Regions from separate parts of the Homo sapiens genome. Here region 1 is linked to region 2. The links are chromatin loops, found by intact Hi-C in ENCODE. Cell type or tissue: transverse colon. All regions are shown on one strand. Region 1 overlaps LOC105370631 (a long non-coding RNA gene). Region 2 has its middle 14 kb from the start of PRIMA1.

Region 1 (4,000 bases), 80 kb before region 2:
TAAACACTTTGGGGCTTGCAGAGTCTTCATAGAAGCTGAATTTCAAAGAGCTTCAGTTCTGTAAGATGATAAGATTTGGGGCAAAAATTAAGTGAGACAAAGACAGACATGAATGGAAGAAGCAGGAAATGAGGGAATGTGTCAGGAGTGAGGGTGGCTCCAGTGAGCCCTGGCGTGTGAGCCACCTCCACTGATCACTCGGCATTCATGGAAGTGGCACTCCAGAGTGTGACTCACCATTCGTAGAATTCTCTAGAAACGGATTCTTTTTTTCATAAGAAAGAACATATATTTTTTAAAATTAAGTGGAGAGAAGAACCAGCCATCCGTACCTCTGGAATGAGCTGGCCTCTGGAGAAACTTTGTCTCCTTCAGGGAACGGTGCGGGAGTTCTTTGCGATACATTTGTAGGAGAATCACTTGAACCCAGGAGGCGGAAGTTGTGGTGAGCCAAGATCGCACCATTGTACTCCAGCCTGGGCAACAGGAGCAAAACTCTGTCTCAAAAAAAAAAAAAAAAAAAAAAAAAAGAGAGAGAGAGACATGTTTTCTTTCTTTCATATGTGTCTGTGCCTAGGGATTTTCATGGTTGTGATTTTATACAATTGGGTACCTACTATTCACTTAACTTTATATTCTAAGTGTGCTTTCATGTAGGTACTTTTTTTATATATAATCATCATTTTCATAATAATTTAATGGTTAAAACCAGGAGTTGGCAAATCATGGCTTTTGGGGCAATAAATAAATCTTTATAAGTAAAGCTTTCTTGGAACATAGCTACACTCATTCACTTACACATTGCCTATGGCTGTTTCTTGCCACAATAGCAGGTTGAGTACATATTGCACACAGGCAATATGGTTCAATAAGCTGAACATATTTACTTATCTGGCCCTTTTCAGAAAACATTTGCCAACCCCTGTTTTAAATATGTTTTTGCCAAATAGCTTTTCAAAAGCTTCGTATGATGTTTTTGAGCATCAGGGTGTGATGGCTGATGCCTGTAAACCCAGCACTTTGGGAGGCCAAGGCAAAAGGATCACTTGAAACCAGGAGTTCAAGACCAGCCTGGGCAACATAGCAAGGCCACGTCTCTACAAAAAAAAAAAAAAAAAAAAAAAAAAAAAAAAAAAAGAATTGCATTAATTTACATTACTATCAATATTGTGAAAGGGTATCAATTGTTCTGCATCCAGGCCAGCATTTGGTGTTTGTTTTAATCTTTGCACATTTTTAAAATGAGACAAATAGTATCTTTTTTTCAATTTGAATTTCTCAAATTATTGGTGAGTAATTTTTTCCATTTATTATTTACTTTTTGAATGACTTCTTTTCTGAATTTTCTGTTCATATTCCTTACTCATTAATCTACAGAGACATTGCTCTGTATTTGTTTTTTAAATTTTGTTTTGTCTAGCAATTTATGTAAGTTCTTTGTGCAATTAAGATATTCATCTGTTTCTATCATATTTGCCATAAATTCCAGAAAAGTCTTGCCATATTTATTAATACGGTGACTTTGGGCAAATCCCTCAACCCCACTTTCCTTCAGTATAGTCAACTACAGGACAGAAGTAGAGTTATTTTTCATGGTATTATGTTGAAAATTTGATGAAAGCTTTTCATCAAATCTTTTACTAAAGAAATGAAAGTTTTAATTACTATTATCATTATTATTACCTATGAAAACAAACTAGCAGAAACAAAAACATCAAATGCATTCTGCCCAACTTTTGGAGGATATACGGCAGTGGCTTTCAAACCATGTTCTATGTACCTTAGTGTCACAGTAAGGATTCTTTCAGTTAGAAGTGAGAGAAAGCCCAGCTCAAACAGGCTTAAGCAAAGTAGGCACAACTCTTGTCTCAGGTCATTGTAAAGTTCAGGATTTGGGATATGGCCAGATCCAGGGGTCCTGACGATGTTACCAGGACTGCCTGCCTTCTCTCCATCTCTTGAGTCTGCCGTGCTTGGTTTGGGTTTTGCTCTCAGGAGGGTGCAGATCCTGGCTGCGATGGCTTGGAAGTTTGTCCCCTCCAAAACTCACGTTGAAGTTTGATCTCCAATGTGACAATACTGAGAACTGGGACCTTTCAGAGGTGATTGGGCCCTGAGGTCTCTGCCCTGATGAATGGATTAACCTATTGATGAATTAATGGATTATTGGATTATTGAGGGAGTGGAACTGGCGGCTCTGTAAAGAAATGAGGAGAGGCCTGAGCTAGCATGCACAGCCCCCTCGTCATGTGATGCCCTGCACCATCTTGGGACTCTGCAAAGATGCCCCCACCAGCAAGAAAGCCCTCACCAGATGTGGCCCCTCCACCTGGGACTTCTCAGCTTCCATAATTGTTAGAAATAAATTCCTTGATATGGTTTGGCTGTGTCCCCACCCAAATCTCATCTTGAATTGTAGCTCCCACAATTCCCGTGTGTCGTAGGAGGGACCTGGCGGAAGGTAATTGAATCATGGGGTGGGCCTTTCCCATGTTATTGTCAGGATAGTGAATAAGTCTCACAAGATCTGATGGTTTTATAAATGGGAGTTTCCCTGCACAAACTCTCTCTTTGCCGGCTGCCATGTTTGCTCTTCTTCATCTTCCGCCATGGTTATGAGGCCTCCCCAGCCATGCAGAACTATGAGTCCATTAAACCTCTTTCCTTTATAAATTACCCACTCTCAGGTATGTCTTTATCAGCAGTATGAAAATGGACTAATACATTCCTTTTTAAAAATAAATTACCCAGTTTCAAGTATTCTGTTATAAGGTACAAAAAACAAAGACACTGGTTTAAGCCCAATCAGTCCAGCAAACTTCTGCTTCAGCGCATCCAGGACAGTTTCCAAGGCCAGACTCTTTGGACCATCCTGGGTCCCAGGCCCTTCCTGAATCAATCATTATGGCCAGGATGTGGCACTGGCAGACTGGTTGGGCCTGGTGGATGAAGTCCCTATCTACAAATGGGTGAGGGGGAGTCCCCAGAGGAAAATCAGGCACTGTCACTAGACAAAGGGGCCATGAGCACAGGCAGACAGGAAACAGACATCTCTGCAGGTGCCTCAGGGACTACACTGAGAGCCAGGGGGCTGAGGGCTCAGGAGACCTTTCTTTCCTTCCCCCCATTCAGCCACATCACCTTCAGCTATTTTATATATTGGTCCTCTGGGTAAGAATTTTTTTAAGAAACAGCTTCTGCTGCTAAGTGAGTCTGCACATGCCTGATGTGGACTAAGGGGAAGTGTCCAGAGAGAAAGCCATGAATGAGGGACAAGAACCTGTATTTTGCAGAGAATCATGGCAAGGAGGCTCTGAGAAGGTAGGCACCACATTCCTAGAATGTGAATTTATTGGTCCTGGGATTACAGCAGGAAGCAAGGCTGACACCGTTTGGGTCTGTGTCCCCACCCAAATCTCATGTCAAATTGTAATTCCTAATGTTGGAGGGGGGGCCTGGTGGGAGGTGACTGGATCACGGAGGTGGATTTCCCCCTTTGGTTCTGTTTTCATGATAGAGTTCTCGAGAGATCTGGTTGTTTTAAAGTGTGTGGCACCTCCCCTCTCTCTTCCTCTAGCTCCCAGCCATGTTTCCTGAGGCCTCCTCAGAAGCCAAGCAGATGCCAACGTCATGCTTCCTGTACAGCCTGCAGAACCATGAGTCAATTAAACCTCTTTTCTTTATAAATTATGCAGTCTCAGGTATTTCTTCACAGCAATGAGAGAACGGACTAATCCAAAGAAAAAGACCCATCTTCAAGGCACTTACATTCTAATTATCCAGGCAGCAACATGTAAGTCAGTAAATATTATATTGTGCTGTATTAGAAGCAAGTAGTGTCACAGGCTCTGAAGGAACATAAGACACCATGATCAAGAGGGATGAGGTTGGGGGGCCCTTTACCTAGGATCCCAGGGAGGGCCTCTCTAAGGAAGCGACATTTGAGCTGGGATCCTCGAGAAGGAAACCTGGAGAAGGAGCATCCTGCCAGAGGCCCCAG
Region 2 (4,000 bases):
TAGTTGCCAAAGCTAATTCTGAGCACTGTAAACGAGATTCCATTCTATGTTAACAGGGTCTAAGAGAAAGCACCTTAGTCCATCCTGGGGCCACAGGCGTATGGAGCAAGCAGCGCCCCCGTGAGGCTGGAGTGGGGCCAGCAGTGATTAACGCCACTTTCTCCCAGAAGGCGCTCAGAGATAACTTCCCCGTTAAGAAATTGCCCTCCAATGCTCACCTTCCAGGGTCTGAGATTTTATTAAACAAAGTGACACTTTTCTTTTAGGTTTTTCCCCCTTGGAAAGTCTAATAAACATCACTTAATGAGCAAGGAGGGGCTCTAGGGTGCAATGATATACACTATGACTATTTTTGACTCACCCTGCTTTTTTCCAGAGCAATCTTTTTTTTTTTTTTTGAGACGGAGTCTCGCTCTGTCGCCCAGGCTGGAGTGCAGTGGCGGGATCTCGGCTCACTGCAAGCTCCGCCTCCCGGGTTCACGCCATTCTCCTGCCTCAGCCTCCCAAGTAGCTGGGACTACAGGCGCCCGCCACTACGCCCGGCTAATTTTTTTTGTATTTTTAGTAGAGACGGGGTTTCACCGTTTTAGCCGGGATGGTCTCGATCTCCTGACCTCGTGATCCGCCCGCCTCGGCCTCCCAAAGTGCTGGGATTACAGGCATGAGCCACCGCGCCCGGCCCAGAGCAATCTTAATTAAGTGGAAGGTGCCAGTAGCTCTAGAAGAATTTACCGACGGCCTCTCAAACTAACTCTGATTAATAGCAGAGGCACAAAAGTGTCGCCATAACCAGGTCACATGACATAATACAAATGACTGTCTATTGCTATTTTTAAGTAATGTTTATTAGAATCCCTTGGCACGTAATAAATTTAATTTACAGCGGCCTGCAGCCCGACTTACACATGGCCTCCTGTGGCTCAGCTCATTAACACACTCAGGGAAGAGATGAGTTTTCTCTTTAATTCTCCCATTCCATTTCTCCTTTCTAATGAGGCCAGATTGTGAAACTCTTCAGGAGAGAATTTCTCCATCGTCTCCAATACAAATCGTCTTAAACGCTCAGATTTTTTAATTATCACAGAGGCACACGGCACAGATTCATGTGAGATGGCTTGGGGCAGAGCTGGAGTAAGACATGGTGAATCATCCACGCTCACATGAGTGAGAGCTCTTGGAAGGGAGACTAGGGGAGGAGACCTTTGGATCCAAGAACCCTCCAGTTGAAGATGTGGAGGCCTTTAGACAGATCCAGCTGTTATCAGACTCTCTAGAGAGCAACAGAAGAGCTGGAGGCCAAGGGACCAATGGTCTGGGGTCAAATTCTGCTTCTGAGTTTGGTTTAGAAGACCTCCGAGGGCCTTTCCAGCTCTTAACAGTCTGATTCCTTCCATTTCTTGGCTTGAGAACAAAATTCAAAGATGAAATATCCCATCAAAAAGAGCAGGAGTCAGCATACTTGTTCTGCAGAGGACCAGATAGTAAGTATTTTAGGCTGTGCAGGCCAAGAGGCAGAATCAAGGATATTATGCAGACACTTACATAACAAGACAGAACAAATTTCCATAAATTATTATTGATGAAATTTAAAACATAATAACTAAGTACAATATTTTATTATATAGGTCTACTAATGAGAAAAATGGAATTCTTTTTTATGGGATAGCATTTTGCCTAATTGTGGTTTAAAGATAATGTTCTCCATCATCAAACAAAAGAATATTCATCTGTCATAACCCTTCTTAGATATGGGCTATAAAAACTGGTGGTAAGCTAGATTTGGCCTGCAGGTCATAGGTCGCCAACTCCTAACATAGAATAGTGTCTAACAGTGTGGGTTCTGCAGTCAGACTGCCTGGGTTGAGATCATGGAACACCAACGATTAGCTGGAAGGTTATGTCATCTCTTGCATCTGTGATCTACTGCTTCAACCATGCTGCAAAACTGCAGTGGTGTATGAAGAGACGTATTTACTTAGCTCACAAGTCGGTGGGATCCCTTTGGTCTAGGCAGGCTCTGTTGGTCCAGGTGTGCTTGCTCATGCACCTGCAGGGTGTTGCGGGTGGGTTCAGCAGCTTTGCTGATCTTGGCTGGGTTCGCCCACAGGTCTGAGGTTCTGCTGGTGCATGGCCGAGCTAGGGTGGCCTCAGCTGGGATGACCTGAGCAACTCGACCCCGTTCTATGTGTCTTTCACCTCTGGCAGGCTGGCTGGGGCACATTCTTCACATGGCCGTGAACAGAGAAGCAAAAACAAGCAAACCCAGCTCCCAAGCACTCTCCAGCTCTGTGTGCATCACACCTACCAACATGCCATTGGTCCAACACAGGGCCCAGGGGCCCAGAATCGAGGCACAGGAAGGGGCAGTGCCAAGTCACATGGCAAAGGGTGGATGCAGCAAGGGGGCAAACACGGGGCCTGCCACGCCGCCTCACCTCCCTTGGCCTGTTTCCTCATCTATAAAATGGTGGCAATCATCACAGTTTCCTTCTAAGGTTGCCATGAAGATTTAAGGAGTTAATAGTGTTATATCTTTAGAACAGAGCGTGGCGCTTAGTAAACAGCCAATAAATATTAGTCATTATGATCAGCTGATTTACTTACTCTAGGTATCAGCATCTTAATTCTATCTCCTGGTAGGACCTATGCATTCTAAGAACCTGGAAATAAACATACATAGATGGAATTATTTACTCTGGGGCTCTTTAAAAACATTCTCTATGCTCAGGTACGGACCATGGGTTCAGGGGAGGTCTAGGGGTGTCTGGTCCCAGCCTTCTGTTCCATCCACAAAGGATCTGCAGAGAGGCTGAGAGAAAGGCTCTGGTCTTCCAGGGAGACATCCTTGTGTGTCCTGAGTCTTCTGGTCCCACACCGTCTGCATGGGATGGCTGCTTCTTGATTAGGGGTTTCTTCCCCTGTCTCTCAGAGCTCAGTGTCCTCATCAGAAGGCTGGTATAAAGCCTTTGCTTCTCTCCCAGTGATCCACCATGGCCAGCTGCTGCTGTGGGGCCCTCAGCCCCCTGCCTCTTTGACCTAAGCTCCACTAGGCTGCTCTCTGTCTTTGCTCATCATGATTTTGTCAACAGGATGGGCCTTTTAAAACTCCCCGTAAGGAGGCAAGTGTCTCTGTTTGGAGTATGACTGAAGCTCCACAGTGCAAATCATTAAAAGATGCAACAGAAATTGCTAGGTGTCTGGTTGTCCCCAGCATCCATCTCTGTAATTCATTAGGAATGGGACCTCTGATTTTAAGCTGGACACATGGTTGCCCTGAATAGGAAATGTGTTTCACAGCCTCCCTTGTAGCTTGGTGTCGTCGTGTAACTGTGCACAGGCCAATAGGATGTGAGCAAAAGTGTCATTTCAGACTTGCAGAAAGTGCTCTTAAAGGAAGGAATCGACCTTCCTTTCTCTGTTCCTTTTTTCTGCCAGCTGGCATGAGGATATGATGGCTGGAGTTTGAGCAGCTATGTTGGACCATGAGGTATAAAGACCCCTATGTGGTGAGGATGGCAGATCGACAAGCTAGAAAAAGCCTGACCCCTGTTCTATGAAGCACCCCACCAGCCCCAGACTTCCTTTTACCGGAGAGAGAAATAAACTTCTACCATGTTTAAGCCTCTAGGCATTATGGATCATGTCTGGTATTTACATGGTATTTTAAAGTTTACAAAACCCATTCCTATTTATGTTCTCTTGTGATCTTCCTAGGCAAAGCAAGTAACATTATTATTCCCATCTTACAAATGGAGAAACTGAGGTCCAGGGGATTTAAGTGGATTGCCCAAGATCATATGCCTAGACAGAAGCTGTCATTCAAACCTAGACCATGTGACTCCAAGTCCAGTCTCTCAGCCAGCACTCAGCGCATCTGCCTTCTATCTATCACACCCGCTTCACCCTACCCCTCCTCCCCAACACTGCGAGCATGGTCTTTACACAAATACTCAATGCCACTCTCTTGCTTCAACCTGCTCGGTGCCTCTCCTCTGCCCCC

The links. Hi-C counts contacts between places; a loop is a spot of excess contacts. Peaks named below come from ENCODE experiments on the same cell type or tissue, not always from the same donor. Only the 100,000 strongest peaks of a DNase experiment are listed, where the experiment ranks them.
Region 1: it touches region 2 in a loop (5-fold over the local background); 9 of 110 quality-filtered maps call a loop at or near these places.

The regions. Positions count from the first base shown.
Region 1 is chr14:93,880,853-93,884,852 of GRCh38, reverse strand. LOC105370631 (a long non-coding RNA gene) reads right to left here. Exons shown (of 3, transcript XR_944162.3): 2 at 333-497; 3 at 1-58. Among named protein-coding and RNA genes, the nearest start is that of FAM181A-AS1, 44 kb to the left of the region's middle. In transverse colon, no CTCF peak of the experiment used is centred here; no DNase peak of the experiment used is centred here.
Region 2 is chr14:93,800,966-93,804,965 of GRCh38, reverse strand. No RefSeq gene overlaps it. Among named protein-coding and RNA genes, the nearest start is that of PRIMA1, 14 kb to the right of the region's middle. In transverse colon, no CTCF peak of the experiment used is centred here; no DNase peak of the experiment used is centred here; H3K27ac peaks cover 1,252 bases.